Linked DNA regions of Homo sapiens: region 2 is linked to region 1. A link is an interaction called in ENCODE POLR2A ChIA-PET data of the cell type or tissue named here. Cell type or tissue: Caco-2. All regions are shown on one strand.

What was found. ChIA-PET counts read pairs that join two places held together with the same protein. Peaks named below come from ENCODE experiments on the same cell type or tissue, not always from the same donor. Only the 100,000 strongest peaks of a DNase experiment are listed, where the experiment ranks them.
Region 2: POLR2A ChIA-PET joins it to region 1 with 5 read pairs; 4 of 35 experiments call an interaction of 5 or more read pairs at or near these places.

What each region holds. Positions count from the first base shown.
Region 1 is chr12:51,496,819-51,501,818 of GRCh38, reverse strand. SLC4A8 (solute carrier family 4 member 8) reads right to left here. Exons shown (of 25, transcript NM_001039960.3): 22 at 4,695-4,832. Among named protein-coding and RNA genes, the nearest start is that of SLC4A8-AS1, 74 kb to the right of the region's middle. RefSeq lists a silencer at 4,646-4,745. In Caco-2, no CTCF peak of the experiment used is centred here; no DNase peak of the experiment used is centred here.
Region 2 is chr12:51,436,717-51,441,716 of GRCh38, reverse strand. SLC4A8 (solute carrier family 4 member 8) reads right to left here. Exons shown (of 25, transcript NM_001039960.3): 2 at 928-1,009. Among named protein-coding and RNA genes, the nearest start is that of SLC4A8-AS1, 14 kb to the right of the region's middle. In Caco-2, no CTCF peak of the experiment used is centred here; a DNase peak (open chromatin) is centred at 2,206.

The sequences.
Region 1 (5,000 bases):
CAGACTTTGGCATGGTTGTGGAGAAAAGTGAACACTTCTACACTGTTGGTGGGAATGCAAATTAGTTCAGCCCCTGTGGAAAGCAGTTTGGAGATTTCTCAAAGAACTAAAAATAGAACTAGCATTAGACCCAACAATCCCATTACTTGGTATATACCCAAAGGAAAATAAATTGTTCTGTCAAAAAGACATCTGCACTCATATATTTATTGCAGCACTATTAACAATAGCAAAGAAATGGAATCAACCCAGGTGCCCATCAATGGTGGATTGAATAAAGAAACTGTAGTATGTATACACCATGGAATACTACGCAGCCACAAAGAGAACAAAACTATGTCCTTTGCAGCAACATGGATGCAGCTGGAGGCCAGTACCCTAAGTGAACTGACGCAGGAACAAAAAACCAAATAATGCATGTTCTCATTTATAAGTGGAGGCTAAACATTGGGTACACATGGACACAAAGATGGGAACAAAAAACACTGGGGACTCCAAAAGGCGGAAGACAGGGGAAGGGTTGGAAAACTACCTATGGGGTACTATGTTCACTACTTGGGTGACAGGATCATTAGAAGCCCAAAGCTCAGCATAACTCACTACACCCATGTAACAAACCTGCACATGCCCTGAATCTAAAATAACTTTTTTTAGAAATCCATAATAAAATGTTTTCTTAGAAAATAATCTGGCCGGGCACGGTGGCTCACGCCTATAATCCCAGCACTTTGGGAGGCCGAGGCGGGCGGATCACGAGGTCAGGAGATCGAGACCATCCTGGCTATCACCGTGAAACCCGGTCTCTACTAAAAATATACCTAATGCTAAATGATGAGTTAATGGGTGCAGCACGCCAACATGGCACATGTATACATATGTAACAAACCTGCACGTTGTGCACATGTACCCTAAAACTTAAAGTATAATAATAATAAAAATAAAGAAAGAAAGAAAGAAAAAAAAAAAAAGCCAGGCGCAGGGGCGAGAGCCTGTAGTCCCGACTACTCGGGAGGCTGAGGCAGGAGAATGGCGTGAACCCGGGAGGCGGAGCTTGCAGTGAGCCGAGATAGCGCCACTGCACTCCAGCCTGGGCGAAAGAGCGAGACTCCATCTCAAAAAAAAAGAAAAGAAAATAATCCCACTAATTTAAAGAAAATAATTACAGAGAAAAAACTATCTGTACAAAGATGTTCAAAGTAATATAAAACAACTAAAAATTTTAACAAAGGAAAAATATTTAAATTAAGTATGAGATAATACTATAGAACATTATACATCCATTTAAAAAATATCATGATACAAATAGAAACATGAAAGTGTCTTATGAAATCAGGTTGAGGGGAAAAATCAGAATATATATGTGCTATATATATAAATACAAACTCACAATTATATAATTATCATAGTTATATGAAAACTATGTTAAAAAATTGAAAACAACATAAAGAAATGAACATGAATGTTGGCTATGAGGTGGAGAAAAAGTCTTCACTTTTTTCTTTTATTTCATTTAGCTTTTAAAATAATTTTATAAAGTAACACGTGTTAACAAATATGTACTTACTTCAGGAATTTTGGAAAATAAGGAATATAATGTCTACCAGCCACCTCGAACTTAACATCCAAAGGAGATCTCTTGATTTTCCTCCTAAACCTGCTGTTCTCCTTGGTCTTCCCCATCTTAATAAATAGCACAACCATTCATTCAGTTGTTCAGTCCAAAAATCTAAGAGTCATACTTGATTCCTCTTTCACCCATGCCCACCATCATTAGCAAAACCTGTCAGCTCTATCTTCAAAATAAGTACCCAATTCAGCCACTTTCATCACCTCTACCTTAGCATAAGCCACCCTCCCCTATTGCCTGAGCTGCTGCCAGCCTCCTAGCTGGTCTCCCTGCTACCACTCTGTCCCTTCCAGTCTTACTGGCTTTCTTGGTGTTCCTCAAACACACCAAGCTCATTCCTCCTCAAGACCTTTGCATTTTCTGTACCCCTGCCCTGGAATGTTCTTACTCCCAGATATTCTCATAATTTGCTTCTCACTTGATTCAGGTCTCTACTCAGATGTCTCCTCAGAAGTCATCTCTAATCATCCTAAATAAAGTAACTCCCTCACTCCCTACCTTCTTAAAACATATCACTACCTAAAATTATATACGTGTGTGTGTGTGTGTGTGTGTGTGTGTGTGTGTAGAATTATAGCACTATAACCAAGAAAACAAATATAGACTTGTTTGCTTGTTGACAGTGTCTCCTCCAAGAGAATGTAAGCTCCATGTGGTCGGTCAGGGACTGTCTGTGTCCTGTATACTACTGTATCTGGAACAGTGACCAACAGAGTAAGGATTCAATAAATATGGAGGAAGAAAATTAATCAAAAAATGTATAATCTTACCAACTAGAGAGACATAGAGCAACACAATAAACATTTTGGTGTATTTTCTTCCAATCTTTTTCACGTGTGTGGGGGGTGCACACATGCACGTGTGTGTGTGTACAGTATGTGTATATGTATATGTTTTAGTAAAAGTGAGATTCTTTGACAGTCTTACTGTATGCTCCATTTTATATTCCCTATGTTTTTCACATAAAATGTCAGAAACACGTCCACATATCTTTCTTATTTTTATTTTTTTGAGACAAAGTCTTGTTCTTTCGCCCAGGCTGGAGTGCAGTGGCATGATCTCAGCTCACTACAACCTCTGCCTCCCGGGTTCAAGTGATTCTCCTGTCTCAGCCTCCTGAGTAGCTGGGATTATAGGCATGCGCCAACATACTTGGCTACTTTTTTGTATTTTTAGTAAAGACAGGGTTTTACCATGTTGGTCAGGTCTCAAACTCCTGACCTCAGGTGATCTGCCTGCCTCAGCCTTCCAAAGTGCTGGGATTACAGGCGTGAGCCACCACATCCAGCCTCTTTTTTTTTTTTTTTTTTTTGAGACAGGATCTCTCTCTGTCACCCAGGCTGGAGTGCAGTGGTGTTATCTCGGCTCACTGCAATATCCGCCTCCCAGATTCAAGCGATCCTCCTGCCTCAGCCTCCGGAATAGCTAGATTATAGGCGCCTGCCACCACGCCCAGCTAATTTTTGTATTTTTAGTAGAGACGGGGTTTCACCATGTTGGCCCGGCTGGTCCCAAATTCCTGACCTCAGGTGATCCAACCACCTCGGCCTCCCAAAGTGCTGGGATTATAGGCATGAGCCACCGCGCCCAGCCTATATTACTATTTTTAGTGTATGAGAAGCCAATTTCAATTACAGTCTTGCCAACACTTGTTTTTATCTTTTAAAAATCTTTGCCAATTCGACAAGTAAAAAAGTATTCTCCTTGCTTAAATTTTCATTTCTTTTTTATTTTTTAATATTTATTTTCATTTCATAAAATCCAGATGCTGCACAATCATTTCTTTGATTATTAGTGAGAATGAAATTTTTGTCATAAGGCAACTGGTCATTTGTACTTCTTTTTCGTAAATTATATATGTCCATTGCTCATTTCAATTTCATATTATTCTTATTAATTTATAAGAATTATTTGAATAGTAAGGATATTAACATGTCTCAACTTATCTGTTATTTTAAAATTTTGATTAGAGTTTTGGATGCCTGAAAGCATCACATTTTATGTAGTGAATTCTATCAATATTCTCTTTAAAGTTTTCTTCCATTGACTTTATATTTTATAATTGTTGAAGCTTATTTAGAAATACAAGATTTTTAAAGTTCAAGATATTAGGGGAAAAAAAAGTCATCTTTTTTTTTTTTCTTGAGATAGGATCTCACTCAGCCTAGGCTGGAGTGCAGTGGCATGATCACAGCTCACTGCAGCCTCAACCTCCTGGGCTCAAGGTATCCTCCCACCTCAGCCTCCCAAGTAGCTGACTACAGGTATGTGCCACCACATCCAGCTAATTATTTTGATTTTTTTTCTTTTCTTTTCTTTTTTTTTTTGTAGAGACAGGGTCTCATTATATTGCCTAGGCTAGTCTCAAACTTCTGGCCTCAAGTAATCCTCCAGCTTCAACTCCCAAAAGCCCTGGAATTACAGGGATAACCCATTATGCCTGGCCTAAAAAAAAGTCTTTTAAAAGTTTTTTCAAAGGACACTATTTTAGGCACTAACTGTATTTGGAAACACTTCCCAGCTCACTCATTTCTTGGTCTGGTATTTTCATTTGCTACACATTCTTTCTTTGCACATATAGGCCATTTATTGAGGGTCCATTGTGTAGATGACAAGATGCCAAGTGCTGAGGGAAATGAAAAAAGACAGAAAGTCCTATGCAAGTTATCTTTGCATGGTGCCAACCACAGCACCATTTGCAATTAGATATATTACAAACATTCTAGGAAATAATGGGTCTTATGTATTTGTCAAATTAGACCTTTTGAAAGAATGTGAGCCATTGAATCTGCTAATAAGGGCATACTGTATGTTCACATTGTAGGTATGAGCCTGGTGAGTAGATTGTAAACAAAGGAAAAAATAAGTGGTTGTCAAACCCAAAAATTAAGAACAGACAGAAGCAAGAATCCCTAATCCATTCTTAGCTGAGAACATCTTTGGGGGTAATCTTCCCAGCTCCTAAATATAACCCTCGGGATTCCAGACATGCTGACTTTTCACATGACCCTTCCTATGTTCTGTAATTTGAGGCCCCCAGGTATACAGTTGGTGCAAGGACTATGACCTCTTCCTCCTTGGCCTTCTTTTTGGCATCATCCAACTTCTTCTTTTTGCTTTCAGGCATGAGATCATCTAGCCAGCTCAGCTCTCGCTTAGAGAAACAGAGATCCATGACTTTCCTGACAAAGACCAAGGCCAAAACCTGAAGAAAAATTAAAAAAAAAAGTGAATTAAAGGGACTAATTTCCTTCCTGGACTTAAAAGCAAAGCCTTATTTTCACAGCAGACTAGGACATTTCAAGCAAAATCAAACTCATAATAATCCTAACAGTCACCATTTATTGAATGCTTTCTTTGTGCCAGGTAACAT
Region 2 (5,000 bases), 60 kb after region 1:
AGAGAACATTTCACATGCTGTCTCAGGCATCAGAAAGTTGCTGTATCATAGCCTTCAACATTGCAGGGGATGCTGCAGAGATTTCACAAAGGCTTTTGAGCCAAATGTGGCTTCTCATTAAAGCTATATTGGATACTGGACATGAGCCTTCCTCTAATGAAACTGAGCATCAACACTAATTAGAAAACCATGGCCAGGTGTGGGTCCAACTCCTAACACACCAACTAGTCCCCAGGGGAAAAAGGAAAGCAGGACACCACATAACGGTTATGTGGGGAGCTGGGGGTGAGGTGCAGAGAAAGGAAGAGCTGAAATAAGGTAAACTGGACAGAGTGGGTCATCCAAAATGCCTCTTCTTTCCTTTCCCCTTCAGCTGGGCTTTTATATAACTTTGATGTTATGAACTCAAGAGTATGTCACAGGTGTGTTCCTGTTTTCCCTCTTGTTTAGATGAAACCACCAGGCAGAAATGGGTATAAATAGAATAGAAACAGTAAATATTGGAAATGGGGTAAAAATAGGGTTTTGTAGCCAAAATGAGTTTTTAAAACTATTTGTATTTTATTTTCTCTTTAAGTTTTGTATTTATTTGTATTTCCAGGCAGTTGTCAAGAATTAACGCACTGAACTGAGTACATCACATTCTCAAAGAACAGGTTACTTGTTAATATTTATATTGGACTTCACCGTGTTCAAAGCACTATCTCCCATGTAGGCAATTAGATCCTAATGATATCCCTGTAAGGTAGGACAAGTATTAGTATCCCCACTTTTATTTACCAGATGAGGAAAGTGAGGCTAAAGGAAATCAAGTGATTTTCCCCAAGGTCTGACAGCTAGTGAGAGAGTTAGGACACAGAGCCAGGTCTTCCCACACCAGGCTGCCCCTCACCAATTTCCCTGATCACACAGCATGGCAGTTCTTACCTTCCAGCTCTTCTTTTTCATAGTGAATGTTGAGAATTGTACTGGTCCCACCCTGATCCACCACAGCTTCTTCATCTGGTCTCTGTTTAAACACAAATAAGTAGTCACAGTAATACACATACCTCGTTCAAATATACAAACCTTGTGTATGCCAGATCCTTTTGAGATACTTACGGGGGAAACACAATTGTTTACCTGTATTTTTACATGTGAACTTCACAATACCTTTTAGATGCAAATATGGTAGCCATTATCTTTCTCATTTTATAAATGAGCAGACTGACACTCAGAGAACATTAAGTAATGATGGCCCAGGGTCACAAATGTCATAAAAGGCGGAGCTAGGACTGAGCCTAGGTCTTTTAAAAAAAAAAAAAAACAGAGAGAGAATGGGTCACCCAGGCTATATTGCAGTGATACAATCATAGCTCACTGCAGCCTTGAACTCCTGGGCTCAAACAATTCTCCTACCTCAGCCTCCAGAGCAGCTGGGATTACTAGGACGTGTCATGAGCCCAGGTCTTGTGGCTGTAAATCTCATGCCTTTTCCACCTCCCCACTCCATCTATACCTCTGTATAACATTTTGGCATTTTGCAAGTGCTGTGAAGCAAGTTGTCCCATTTGGTGTAGATTGGTCTCCTTGGCCTCTTTGCAGCATTTGGGCCTGTTTACCACACGCTGTCCTTGAAATTTTCCATCCTGCTCCTCTTATCAGGCCTCCTCTGTCTCATCCTTAGTCTTTTTCTTCCTCTAACCATAATTTCCAAGAAAGAGCTCTCTACTCTTTGTTTTCCTCACTTAAGACTTACAATTTCAACTGCAGTCTGAAACTGTGGTTCAGTAATTGATAAGCCACTAGGATGCCACACCTCAAGAACCATGTGTCTAAAACCCAACTAACTTTCCTTCCAAAACTAACACCCTGTGCTCATTTGTTTATTCCTACCAATGGCACCATCATTTATTAGCCCACAGGTGAAATTTCAAAGTTACTTATTCATCCATTCCACATGTATGAGTGCCTACCATATGCCTTCAGGTAGCTAGTTCCCTTTTCTTACCAAGTCTTTCTTCCTTTGCAATTTCTCTAAAAAATTAATTTTCATCTCTCATCCACTCTTCCCTACATGCTCCAACCCTTTAAATCATATTAGGCATTTCTTTCTTTTTTTTTTTAGTTCTGGAACCACACCCACCTTCTTTACTTAGTGCTGCTGTCTCTTCCTGGAACTACCATTCTCTCCCTGCCACTCCCACCACCTGCCCCCACCTTTGATGATGATCAAAGAGATGATGATCTCTTTGATCTCAGCCTCAACACACTTACTTGGAAGCCTTTCCTGATTACCCACTCCGACTTCCAAACTAAGCTAGGTCCACCATTTATATACCCTCATAGCACACTGCAATTCTCTTAGTAATAAAATGTCTTGGCCGGGCATGGTGGCTCACACCTGTAATCCCAACACTTTGGGAGGCCAAGGCAGGTGATCACCTGAGGTCAGGAGTTCAAGACTGGCCTGACCAACATGGTGAAACCCCATCTCTACTAAAAATAAAAAAATTATCTGGGTGTGGTGGTGCGTGCCTGTAGTGCCAGCTACTCAGGAGGCTGAGGCAGGAGAATCACTTGAACCTGGGAGGCAGAGGTTGCAGTGAGCTGAGATCGCACCATTGTACTCCAGCATGGGCAACAGAGCGAGACTCTGTCTCAAAAAAAATAAAAAAAGTCTCCTCTGTTCCTTGAGGAAGAAGGAACTATGTCCATCTTCCTCACCACTGTATCCTAGCACCCAGCACAGACTTTTCACATAACAGTGCTCTATAAATCTTTGTTAAAAGAATGAATACACAATTCTCAAAAGACAAACAAATAGTCAACAAATATATGAAAAAATGCTCAACATCACTAATCATCAGGGAAATGCAAATCAAAACCAAAATGAGGTATCATCTCACTCCAGTTAGGATGGCTATTATCAAAAAGACAAAATATAACAAATGCTGGCAAGGATATGAAGAAGAAAGAACCCTTATACACTGTTGGTGGGAATATAAACTAGTACAGCCACTGTGGAGAACAGTGGAGGTTCCTCAAAAAACTACAAACAGAACCACCATATAATCCAGTAATCTCACTACTGGGCATTTATCCAAAGGAAAGGAAATCACTATATTAAAGAGACATCTGCATCCCCACGTTTATCGCAGCACTATTCATAATAGCCAAGATATGGAATCATCCTAGGTGTCCAACAACAGATGAATGGATAAAGAAAATATGGCATATATACACAGCAGAATACTATTCAGCCATAAAAAGTATGAAATCTTGTCATTTGTGGCAATATGGATGGAACTGAAGGACATTATGTTAAGTGAAATAAGCCAGGAACAGAAAGTTAAACACTGCATGTTCTCACTCATATGTGGAAGCTAAAAAAAGTTGATCTCAGAGAAGTAAGAAGTATAAGAGAGAATATTAGAGGCTAGGAAGGCAAGGGGGAGAAGTGTAGGGAGAGATTTGCTAAAGGATAAAAAATTACAACTATATAGGAAGAATAAGTTCTAGTGTTCTATACTATAGTAGGATGACTATAATATAGAGTTTCAAACAGCTAGAAGGAAGATATTGAGTAATCTCAACACAAAGAAATAATAAATGTTTTAAATGATAGATATGCTAATTACTCTGATCTGATCACTATACATTACATGTATTGAAACATCACCATGCACCCCAATGAATATGTACAATATTACTTAAATATTACTTGTCAATTTCAAAATAAAAATTAAACGTTTTAAAAGAATGAATATAATGGCACCTATCCTATCAATACCCTGAATCACAAGACCCTGAATTATTTCAAAAAAACTCTTAGCTGATTTCCCTGGCAATCTATTTCCCTTCTCAAACCTGCAACTCCAGCCAAGCTGACTGATCCCGAGAGCACTGTGCACATTCCCACCTTTATGTCTTTGCTCATATTGTCAGGTCATCTAGTCATCTAACATGCCATTTCCCCAAACTCTCCAGCACATTAAATCCCCACGTCTCCTGTATTAGTCCATTTGCATTGCTATAATGGAATACCTGAGACTGGGTAATTTATTAAGAAAATAGGTTTATCTTGGCTCACAGTTCTGCAGGCTGTACAGGAAGTGTGGTGCTAGCATCTGCTTCTGGTAAGAGAGTCAGGAAGCTCACAATCATGGCAGAAGGCAAAAGGGAAGCTGGTGTATAATATGGCAAGATGGGGGCAAGAGAGAGGGGAGGGCCCAGACTCTTTTAAACAACCAGATCTTGGGTGAACTCAGAGCAAGAACTCACTCATTACTGTGAGGATGGCACCAAGACATTCATGAGGCATCTGCCTCCATGACCCAAACATCTCCCACCAGACCCCATCTCCAACATTGGGGATTACATTTCAACATATTTGGTGGGGACAAATAGCCAAACGATATCACCTTCCTTCTAGATCCTGCTCAAGTTTCCAGCTTACTGTTCCAAAGTTACTATTTTGTAGTTATCATCTATGCTCCCAAATAAGACAACTCTGAACATAAGGCAATTCATTTTCCCAATGGGAAGATTGAAATAAAGTTTTTGAGGCCAACTGGAATAAACAAACTTTTAGGGAAGTAAATAAAATAGTCTAATATCTACTTAGGATTTTTATGTATTAAATTAGCTTTATAGACATTTAAAATTATATATTATTACTACCATGGAAAAATCTCCAAAATATAATATTAAGTTTAAAAAGCAAGATGGAGAAAACTGTATAATTTGCTACCTTTTATCTAACAAAGGGTGTTGGAACATAAGTGTTTGCTTACATTTTAAAACAAATAGGATGACTGCAGTGGCTCATGCCTATAATCCCAGCACTTTGGGAGCCCAAGGCAGGTGGATCACTTGAGGTCAGGAGTTCGAGACCAGCCTGGCCAACATGGTGAAACCCCATCTCTACTAAAAATACAAAAATTAGCCGGGTGTGGTGGTGCACGCCTATAATCCCAGCTACTTGGGAGGCTGAGGCAGGAGAATCACTTGAACCTAGG